Regions from separate parts of the Mus musculus genome. Here region 2 is linked to region 1. The links are chromatin loops, found by intact Hi-C in ENCODE. Cell type or tissue: left cerebral cortex. All regions are shown on one strand. Links, peaks and the distances in the headings refer to the core of each region. The heading gives the core; the rest is flanking DNA.

Region 1 (5,382 bases), core at 185-5,184:
TTAGGTCTCTAGTTGGAACAGTTTAAGGACTGGTCCTGTTACTACTCAGCGGTCTTTTGGCTCCATTACAACATGCTTTCTATGTTTTCCCCTCTCCCATCTTGATGATTTCATCAGTGTAGTATCAGACTTCCTTCGGGTGCACGCCTTGGCTCTTTGATGATAGCACAGAGATGTCCATTAATGAAGCACACAGCTGGGATCTGTCTCTGCAGCTTCAATCAGCTGCACGCAGAAAACCTGTAGGACAACACTGCATCTGTGCTGGCTGGCCACAGACTTCCTTGTCATTCTTCCCCTGTTCTCTGCTCTAGAGCAATGGTGTGTGCAGCGTGATTAGTTTAGTGTGAGGTGTAACTCACTAGACCCTGGTATGCCAGTCTCTGTGTGGGACATAGACCTCTACATGTAATGTAGTCTTCTGAGCATTTACACACTGAATGGCATTGTTACTTTCTCCTTTACAGTGTGTGTGTATACATATATATTTGAAATGATATTTGGTAGAATGATTATATATAGTGGATTCGATTATCAGTGATCACTATTTTGGGATGGCAATGGATTGTATCGATGCACAAACCCACACACACACATATAATCTTAATCACTTATTGCTTACATGACTTTGGGAAAATTAATCACACCTGTTGGCACAGGGGGTGTGTAATACTCCTACCTCAGTGGGAGGTACAAAGACAACAATTAGTGTCTAATTAATCTTTGTATAAGGTACTTAGAATAGTTTGGGATAACATTCACTACGCACTGGAGAAATCCTAATTAGATGAAGTAAATACACTCTTTCCAGTAAAGTATCTACGTGTTCATGTGTCCAAGTTCTTTCTATTTATTAATGTGTAGACTTTCTAAAGTTTAAAGATAAAGGATGGGGATATCGGTCAGTGGTATAGTGTTTACTTAGCAGACATTTTTGCTATACTCAGCATTGCAAAAAATTATTTACGTGTATGAGTGTTTTGCCAGTGTATATATATATATCATATACGTGCCAGGTGCTGAGGAGGCCAGAAGACATTGGGTATCCTGGAACTTGAGTTATAGACAGTTGTAAACCACCATGTGGGTGTTGGGAACTGAACTTAGATTCTCTGGAAGAGCGGCCAGTGCTCTTCTGACTACTGAGCTCTTTTTTACAGCCTCAGTTGTGGTTTTGATAGAGGAAAAAGTAATCATTACCTTCCAAAATTATAATTTGTGAATTAGTCTAATCACTTAACCTTGGTAAGGCAAGGAATATAGAGTAGAGAAGATGGGTGTTGAGGTAATCACAGGAATTGGGCAGAAACAAAGGCAAAACATTATAGGAAAGATTCTGTCTTAATTTGCCTTCTATCACTGTGATGAACACCATACTGACAAGCAAATTGGGGAGGAGAGGGTTTATCAGCTTACAGTTCATAGTTCATCATATAGGAAAATCAGAGCAGGAACTCAAGGCAAGAACCTAGAGGCAGAAACTAAAGCAGAGACATAGAGGAGTGTGCTGCTTACTGGCTTGCTCCCCATGGCTTGTAGCATGCTTTCTCATACAACCTGGGATGGCCTCTAAAGAGCTTCCATATCAACTATTAATCAAGAAAATGCCTATAGAGTTGCCTACAGCAATTTGATGGGGGCATTTTCTCAGATGACTCCATCTTGTATCAGTTTAACAAAGAACCTAACCAAAGTTGATCCTGTGTGTGTGTGTGTGTGTGTGTGTGTGTGTGTGTGTGTGTGTGTTATAGATCACTAGAACTCAGGAGAGAGAGATAGGCAGATTTCTGAGTTTGAGTCCAGTCTGGCCTACATAGGCTAGCCAAGGATATAGAGTAAGACCCCCATCTCAAATAAATTAAAATGTAAAAATTACTAGCATTTATTTGTTATTCTTCATTTTGCAATTTGTAATTTTTTTCCAAAAAATGTTTATAGGGTGTTCATAAAATTAAGAACACCAAAAGAAGAAAAATGCAAAACAGACGTTAACATGCTGGCTAGTTCCTTTCTGGGCATTCATCCACTCATTAGCTAACTACAACACACATTTCTCCTAGAGCAGAAGCAGACAATCACAGAGCTTGTTTCATGGGAGAGACTGGAGCAGGTTTAAACCAGTTAAAGGACTTAGAATAGAAAAGGGCAAAAGAAGGTTGTCTGCAGAGCGAGTTTTCTGAGAAAGTAAAAGGGAGTAGATTTTAAGTAGAGGAGAAATGTGCAGATTACTAGCATTATATGCACCGAATATGTATGTACCTATGTGCATTATAATATCTTAATGCATTATATTGCAGCATCCCCCTTTGGGTATGTATCTTATTGTATTTACAATCAGGTATGTGTCTATATTGTAATTTAAGAAAATAATTGTAATAATTGTATCTTCATGTATTATATTACTGTATCTTATTTTATCTACATGTAGACTTACATACTTTACCTACAGACATGTATCTTACAGTGTTCACATGTAAGAATTTTTGGGTGTTCACATGTCTTTCTGAGAACTAGTATGGCATCTGCGTTTCCATTCTTTTATTGTAACCAAGACCCCAGGTATTGCAAGTAGCTGCGTTTAATGCCACCTCATAGCATTAGATGTCGTAGCTGGCTACAGTTATTCAACCTTTCCTGTGCATTTGAGTTAATATCTTGATTGTGAAGTACTTAAAAGTGATACCCAAATGGTTATTTCTTGAGCAGAGAAATTCGTGCAAGTGGAATTGCTGAGTCAAGGGTGTGTAAAAATTTGAGGCACAAAAATAAAAAAAATGAAACTTCTGGGATGCATTCTTCACCTGGGAAGAGGCACAAATCGAGAGGTTAAATAAATGTGGCTGAAGGTCAAAAGTAATTAGATGTGGGTGAATTTAAAAAACGGCGCGGGCTAGTCTGGCAGCGGCAGGGGTGGAATTTGCGGTTTGCTGGATTTTTTTTTTTTTTTTTTTTTTAAAGGCGTGTTTCTGTAAGGGAGGGGCCGGGCCGAGGGGAAGGAAACTTGTGTCGCAGTAAAGAAGGAGGAGGGGATGGTCCGAGGCAAGCCCGAGCCAGCCTCGGCGAAAAAGGCCGCGCTCCGCTCTTGCCAGGCCCCAGAGCCGCTCGTGGGGAACCTCGGAGTTCCCCGACAGCTCCGGCGAAGTCCTGGACGCGTCAGACAGTTGTCAAGTGGCTGCCTCGTCCGGCAGGCCTAGTTGCTAGGACCTCCATCTTGGGGCTCCCGGGCCACGGCGCCCCCGGAAGGGGTTGCGAGTGGGGCATTCACTTCCGGTCTGGGGCCTGCGGCGGCAGCGGTGGCGGCGGCGGCGGCGGCGGCAGCGGGACGGTGTAGAAAATGGCGCTGGTGCAGCGGCTCGGGCCTGTCCCCGCGGCGCTGCGGAGGGCTTGAGGCTCGCGAGCCTCGTTCCCCGCGCCTCACGCGCTAGTGCACTTTACACACATGAGGTGAGCGGACCGGAGGGGAGGCTCGCTCGGGGGGCCAGGAGCCAGCCTCCGGCGCTGCCGCAGGACCCCCTCGGGCTGATGGGCGGCGGCGCGGGGCAGTCCCCGGGGGGACGCGGGCGTGGGCGGGAGTCCCGGGCGGTCCGGGAAGCTTGGTCCGGCGCGGGCTACGGCTCTGGGCTCGGTCGCCCTGGGCTCGGCGGCCCGCAGCGCTGCAGCCCGCAGCCCCGCCCCTCCCCCACCGCGCGGGCGCTCTGCCGCAGCAGCTCCGTTTTCACGCGCATCCCCTCCCCCCGTTTTTTTTTTTTTTTTGTGTTTGTTTTTGTTTGCTATTTCAGAGAATTGGAAGCTAAAGCTACCAAAGACGTAGAGAGAAATCTTAGCAGGTAAGATGGGCGAGCCTTCGGTCTCCCGCCCCTTTATAATCGTGTGTTTCCACTCTGCTTCGCTCTTCCTGGGTTTACGGACCCCCCCCCCCCAACCTCCACCCCCACCCCCCAACCCCGTGTCATTTGCTTTCGCACTCACGGAACAGACATTCGGGAGAAACGGCCTCAGGGAATATTGCATGGGGGGGGCATTGCAGGGAGACGCGTAATTACGAGTGTGTTCGTTCTTAAAAAGAAAAGCAAAAGGCAGTTCTTGTAAACTTAGTTAAAGCATTCTCACCCTTTTAGAATTTAATTAGGGGACTTGTGCATTAATTACTATTGTAAATGGTTGCAGGCATTGTGTGACTCATGATTGAGGCGGCCCTTATGGCGGGCTGTCAAACTGTTTTGGCTTCCCCGTTATTACTTTGTAGCTAAATTGTTGCCTTTATAAAAAGATACTATGTGTTCACATTTTTTCCTCTCTGTCTCTGCACATTGTAGTCAGGCGGATTCTGTTGCATTGGAAACAGTTTTGTCCTTGAACTTCATGAAGCATAAACTGCGTTTTGTTTTCCTTTGAAACTACATTTTAGTCTGTGTTCAGTGTGTGCTCTTTTTATCAGTTGGGAAAGTAATTAAAAATTGTTACCAGTAAGTGATTATCACTTCTGCTGGGTCTGAGTGCTTTTGCACTGGTAACTGGTAAGCATCAAATACTACCTCAAAAGAGAAGTGGGGTTTTTTTTTGTTTGTTTGTTTGGTTAGGTTTTGTTTGTTTGTTTGTTTTTTTGTCTCCTACCCCGAAGTAATGCATTTCTGGAAAACGTTTAGTTCTATTGAGCTGTAATTTCTAAATTATCAGAGAATTGTACTATACTTGACCCGTTTTCAGATCCACGTTTAAACAGACTTTTCCTTTACCTATTTGTTTTTGCATCATATTTAGACACTCAGAAACTTACAGATTAATACAGTAAAAACAACTTCCATTTGTTTTAGGTCTTAATATGGCTTACGTTTGTTTACTGGAAGTTCTAGGCTTATGTTGGGGTTATTAGCACACTTGTAATTGCACAAGTATTTTTCACCATGTAGAATTAATTGTTCCAAATTTCTGGCTTTTTGATTTTATAAATGTTAATCTGTTGGGGTGACTGTTACAGAATCTGTTCTCTTGGCAAAGAAACAGTATTGGCTTACCCATTAAGGGGTTTTTCTGGAACTCTAAATAATTATGGAATCATTTAAAGGGACCTTAAGAGCTGATACCAGTGGCTAAATGTCAGCTGGATGTTTAAACAAGTTATATTGTGAAAAGCAGGAAAGAAAGAATAAGATACAGAACCGAACGAAATAGATTGAATTATTGAGATGTAATTTTTAGTAATAGTATAGGTTTTGGATCTTTTTCTCCTTTCAATTTTTCTGTGAGGGTACCTAGAATTTAGGTAAACATTGTAACACAAGCATGATTTTCCACTTCATTATGATTGGACAGAACTTGGAATCTCTTCTCTTGGCCTCGTTTGAATTCCAGCTCTGCCACTTAAAATGACCTTGACTCTTG
Region 2 (5,382 bases), core at 146-5,145, 56 kb before region 1:
CATCTTCCCATTGGTGATTTAAATACCCAGTGAGCTTTTACTTTTGTTTTTAAAATATTTTATTATTTATTTATTTTACATCCACACCATAGTTTCCCCCTTCCTCTTCTCTTCCCAGGTCCTCCCTCCCCACTTCCACTCTTCTCTTTCTCTTCAGTAAAGGTCAGGCCTCCCATGGATATCAACCAGCCATGGCATATGAAGTTGCAGTAAGACTAGGTACCTCCTCTCCTATTGAGGCTAGACAAGGCAATCCAGTAGGAGGAAAGGGTCCCAAAGGCAGGCAACAGCATCAGAGGCAGCTCCTGCTCCCATTGTTAGGAGTCCCACAAAAAGCCCAGAACTTTTATCCTCTAATATGCATTCCCTCCATAGCGATCTTTGTCACAATTGTTTGGCATTGAATCAGAAGCTTGTCCATTTCAGTGGCTTTAAAACTGTTTTTGACCAAACGGTGTCAAGCCACTGTCTCTGAATTGTGAGTTTGGGGAGCAAAGGCAGCTATATACACTGAAAAATAACTCAAAGTGTGTAACTACCAGCAGTACATTCTTCAAATTTTTCTTGTAGCTTTTGCAGGAAATTAACATAGTGTTAGTGACTACCACTGAAAATATTTTGTATTTAGCTTCATTTTTAAAAAGATTTATTTATCTATTTTAGGTATATGGGCATTTTGTCCTCATGTCTGACTGTATGGTGTCTGTGGAGGAAAAAAGAGGGTATGGGATCCCCAGACCTGTTACAGACAATCATGAGCTGCCTGTGGGTTCTGGGAGTCTGGGTCATCAGGAAGAGTAACTAGTGCTCTTAACCACTGAGCCATCTCTTCAGCCCTGGATCTGTGTTTGAAAGTGCATAAAATCGTAGTTACAGGTTAGCATCATGAAAAGTTAGATTATAATATAAATTCCAATTCCTTCCTAGATAGGGCAAAAGTGTGTTTTTCTTTCCCTGTGAACTTCAGGTTTATCTTCATATACACTGTGATGATGATGTAATGGTGAAAAAAACAAAACAGAGATCACCGTCACTTTCTGTCTTTGACTACCAAGTTCCTGGCAAAGCACGTAGTTTTGTTTGAATTGGGACCGACGGTCTTGTGAGTCTTTGTGAAGTCATGCACAATTTAGGCAACAAACGTTGGCATAGCCCCAGCCTCCCCGTGTTCACAGCCTTGAATCTTTCACAGGTTCCACACACTGGTGGTGATTCACTGCACTGTACATACAACACTGAGACATTTTAGCAACTTGTCCATGACACTTGCGAGTCTGCTCCTGAACGCCCGCTGCGCAGATATTTTGAGTCTGTCTCATACGGTGGAACGAAGCAATAGAGGGAAACATCACTTCTCCTCCGGTTTGGAGATCCCGATGAGTCTGCATTTCTGGAGCGCCATCTGGCATGGCAGGAACAAAATTCTCATAGCTAGCCGAAAACTCTTCAATGCCAAATGTAAAAGATCACAACAATCCCTTCCACAATTGTGAGTTGGCAGCGCTTCTTGATAAATTTGGAAGGCATTTACAGTGACTATATCCAACTTTAACTGGGCGGTGTCTTGGTTTCTTTTCTGTTGCTGTGATTTTAAAACAAAACAAAACAAAAAAAGAAACAAAAATCAGGTGGGGAAAAAAAGCCATTTAAGGGAGAAAGGAGTGCTTTCGGCTCACAGTTCGTGGTCCGTCAGGGTGGAAGTCGTGGCCATGGGAAGTTAAGGCAGCTGGGCAAGTTATGTCCACAGTTAGAAGACAGTGATGAAAGCCACACTAGGGATCAAAGCATAAGGTCACCCTATCATCAGCAAAGGATCCCTTGTCCCGGCAATGGCCCCACCCACAGCTAAGATGCGCTTCCCATTATCAGTAATCAAGGTGATCCCGCCACAGTGGTGACCAGTGGCTCATCTCCCTGGTGATTCTACATTCTGTCGAGCTGTGGCTAATTAACACTAATGGCCATTAGCAGCATCTTAATGACACGGTTCAGCTAAAAATGTACTGATGTTTCACCTCTTTAATTAATTTAACTTTGATACGTTCTTTTATTCTACAGGAAACTATCTGTTGGCCTTTTCAACATTGTTCACGCTCCTCTGTGGGGGTGGCCATAGAGGCTGGGCTGATTTTCATCCCCACAAACAAAATCTAAGGGTTCCTCCCCTCAACCCTAGCATTTAAGATTTTAAAAAATTGAATAAAGCTAAAATGACTCACCACACTCATATTTGAAGTGCTGAAGGGCAATGTGTGGCCACTCTATGCCCAGGGAGGCTCTGGTCCCCGGAGATAACCACACGGGGACCGGTTCTCTGCTCAGTGTCTAAGTAGGTGCCCAGAGAGGTTGGTGGGAGGGATATCCTGCAATGTCCTTGACAGCAGCCACTGACCAGAGCAACTCATATAGCCCTGACCTCACCTGACGATGCCAAAGCAATCAAACAATAGTAACGTCCGCCATGTATCTATTCTGAGGACCTTTAGGCCAGATTTAAAAATAGACACACAGCTAGATCAAAGATGTATTATTATATTACTAGGGGGATGGAGGAAAATCAAGTTGTACCATGTGACAATTTTTTTAATACTGTACTTTTAAGATGAAGGCTAGATGGGATCTGGAGAAATGGCTTGGTGGTTTAGAGCACAGTTTGTTCTTCCAGAGTACCTGGCTTCCATTCCCAGCACTCACATGGTGGCTTACAGCCACAATAACTCTGGTTTAAGGGGAACTGATGCCCTCTTCTGGCCTTCTTGGGCACTGCATACAGAAGGTACACAGACATATATTGTAGGCAAAACACATATAAAATAAAAATAAGCCTTCTAAAAAGCAAATGATAAGTCATTAATAGGTAGCAGACACGTAGATAAACAGGACACAGCCAGGATACCTGGATCTATTGATGTGAGGTCAGAAGTTCAATCCTCCAACTTAAAAAGCCTGTGTGGCTATGAATGACGGTCATCTTAGCAAGCAGGATTTGCTGACCAGGCTGCCACACTGAATTGATGAATTCTCCATTCAGTGAAGGATCCTGTCTAAATAAATTGAGTGATGTGCAGTTGAGCCAGGAAGACATCTGATGTCAATATTCTCATTCGTTAGTTAATTAGTTAGCTAGTTTTTGTCTACTTGACACAGCTAGAGTTATCTGAGAAGAGGGAGAAAATGAGAAAAAGTTCCTATCAGACTGGCCTGTAGGTGACTCAGTGGAGCATCTCCTTGATTACTGATGTAATCAAGATGTGGGACGATGTGGGGGAAATGTGGGAAGGCCCCTGGGGTAGCCCTGAGTGATGTAAGGGAGCAGGGTAAGCAAGCCATGAGGACCAAGCCAGTGAGAAAGGGTTCTTTCATAGTCTCTGCTTCGGGTCCTGCCCCTAGAGTTTGGTTCCCCTCAGATAATGTACTGCCACAGGGATATGTAAGCTGAATAAACCTTTCCTTTTCAAGTTGCTTTTGGTTATGGTTTTTTACCACAACAATAAAAAACAAACTTGGGGGTCAACCTCTGGCCTCTGCACTGGACACATGCACGTGTGTACAATGACCCAAACACTTGATGCACACACATGTGCACACATGCACACACACACACACACACATACACACACTCAGGGGTGGCTACCTCTGTACTTCCCTGGAGGGAGAAAGATAACTCAGATCAACCTGGGTTTGATAAGAAGTTGAGCCTTCAAGTAGTCCTCACATAATTAAAACTAACTTAGAAGAAGAAAGAACTTAAGGAAGGGGAAGTCATGACAGAAGCAGAAAGATAAACAAAGAACCCAATTAAATAGAATTAATTGCAGCACACATTATAAGGTGGCTAAATAAGTTATCACATGGCACAATATTTAATGCGAATGTCAAAAGTAATTCTTCAAGGAGAAGATATACAAATTACATGGTGGCCTCTCTATAAGCTGAAAATGGGAAATGCCAGGCAGTGATCAAAACTAATTTACGAAGCTTTTTGCCTCCGGAGCTTGGCTAGCGGCCAGAGAACACATCCCAGGCTGCTGCTGTTGCAGAGGCTTCAGCCACAGGACCGTTGGCATCCATCCTCCTGCTCAGCGTTTCCCAGCCTGCACAGCGGTTGTTCCCAGTTCTTCTTGCAGGCTCAGACCCTCTGTTCCTTTTCTTCCTTCAGCCTTCTCTTTTTACATGGCTTAAATGTATGTGTGGATAAATGGTAATTGGGGAACAATGCCTAACCAGCACAGCCTTGCTTTGGGCTGGGGCTAGAGGCGGGGAAATGGCTAATGAAGCCTATAGGACATGCATGGATGCATCTAATTCTGAATTCAAACCCCAAATTACCCTAACCCCTCCTGACACTGAATAAATAAATTAGTCAAGAACGATAATTAAATTAGAAGAGGCCAGAGAATCATCATGAACTCCATTGAAAAGCACCCTGAACTCAGAGCTTCTCAGAAGTGTTTGCTGGGTTGAAAACACAACATCCTCAGTCAGGAACTGTGGGTGTGTGTCTGAGAATAAGGCAAAAATGGACAGGTTATTAAAAATAGAACATTGTCAGCACAAGGACAGTATGATTCATGCTGCAAATGACAGGCAGAGGCTGTTGACCTCAGGAAGGACGAAATGCCACCCAGTGGAACAGCACAGACAAAGCCTGGCAGAGTAGATCCTTTCAAAGCTTGCTGTGTCGTGCTTCCGGGCCTGCCTAATGCAAAGCAAACCAGAGGTGCACAGAGAAGAGACAAAGGATGCCTAAAATAACCGGAATACAAAGTAAAAGAAACAGAGCAGTAGCCTTAGCTGGGGAGGGAAGAGGACAGGAACACAAAGCATTCTAGACAGAGTATTGTTTCACTGTGCAGAATAACACTCACACACACACACACACACACACACACACACACACACACACACACACACGACCAGTATAGTAACACTCACAGATAACTGAAGCACTGAAGGAGAGATAGGAGAAATAGATATTGGGCTGACGAAATGGCACAGCGAGTAAAGGTGCTTGCTGCCAAGGCCGACAACCTGAGTTCAGTCCTTGGAACCCGCAAGAGGGAAGGAGAGAACCAATTCCCACGAGTTGTCCCCTGACCACCACGCGTGTGCCATGGTATACAAGCCCACATGAAGACACACAGGGATACACAAATAAATAAATAAAAATATCTTTCGAATAGATATTGTCCAGGAAAGTGCAGTTCTGTCTCTAAGCCTCTTTACCGTAACCAACACCCGTTTCTGCTGCAGGAGCAATCCTGTGAGCTGCTTCTCTTTACGCATCAGACACAGAGCTTCCCAAGGACTGAAACATGTTTCCCTCACTCTAGAGCGTGTTAAGACACCCGATACACAACGGGGACCAGACTGTTGATAATA

Evidence for each region. A loop is a pair of places that touch in the nucleus more often than their neighbours do. Peaks named below come from ENCODE experiments on the same cell type or tissue, not always from the same donor. Only the 100,000 strongest peaks of a DNase experiment are listed, where the experiment ranks them.
Region 2: it touches region 1 in a loop (3-fold over the local background); 5 of 42 quality-filtered maps call a loop at or near these places.

What each region holds. Positions count from the first base shown.
Region 1 is chr7:123,120,889-123,126,270 of GRCm38, forward strand. Tnrc6a (trinucleotide repeat containing 6a) reads left to right here and starts at 2,997. Exons shown (of 24, transcript NM_144925.3): 1 at 2,997-3,444; 2 at 3,780-3,827. The coding sequence starts at 3,440. In left cerebral cortex, for the core only: no CTCF peak of the experiment used is centred there; DNase peaks (open chromatin) are centred at 3,040, 3,200 and 4,199; H3K4me3 peaks cover 2,569 bases; H3K27ac peaks cover 1,676 bases.
Region 2 is chr7:123,064,848-123,070,229 of GRCm38, forward strand. It overlaps a transcript of Tnrc6a not described here. Among named protein-coding and RNA genes, the nearest start is that of Gm39084, 31 kb to the right of the region's middle. In left cerebral cortex, for the core only: CTCF peaks have their summits at 1,252 and 2,756 (motif pointing left); DNase peaks (open chromatin) are centred at 1,297, 4,051 and 4,581.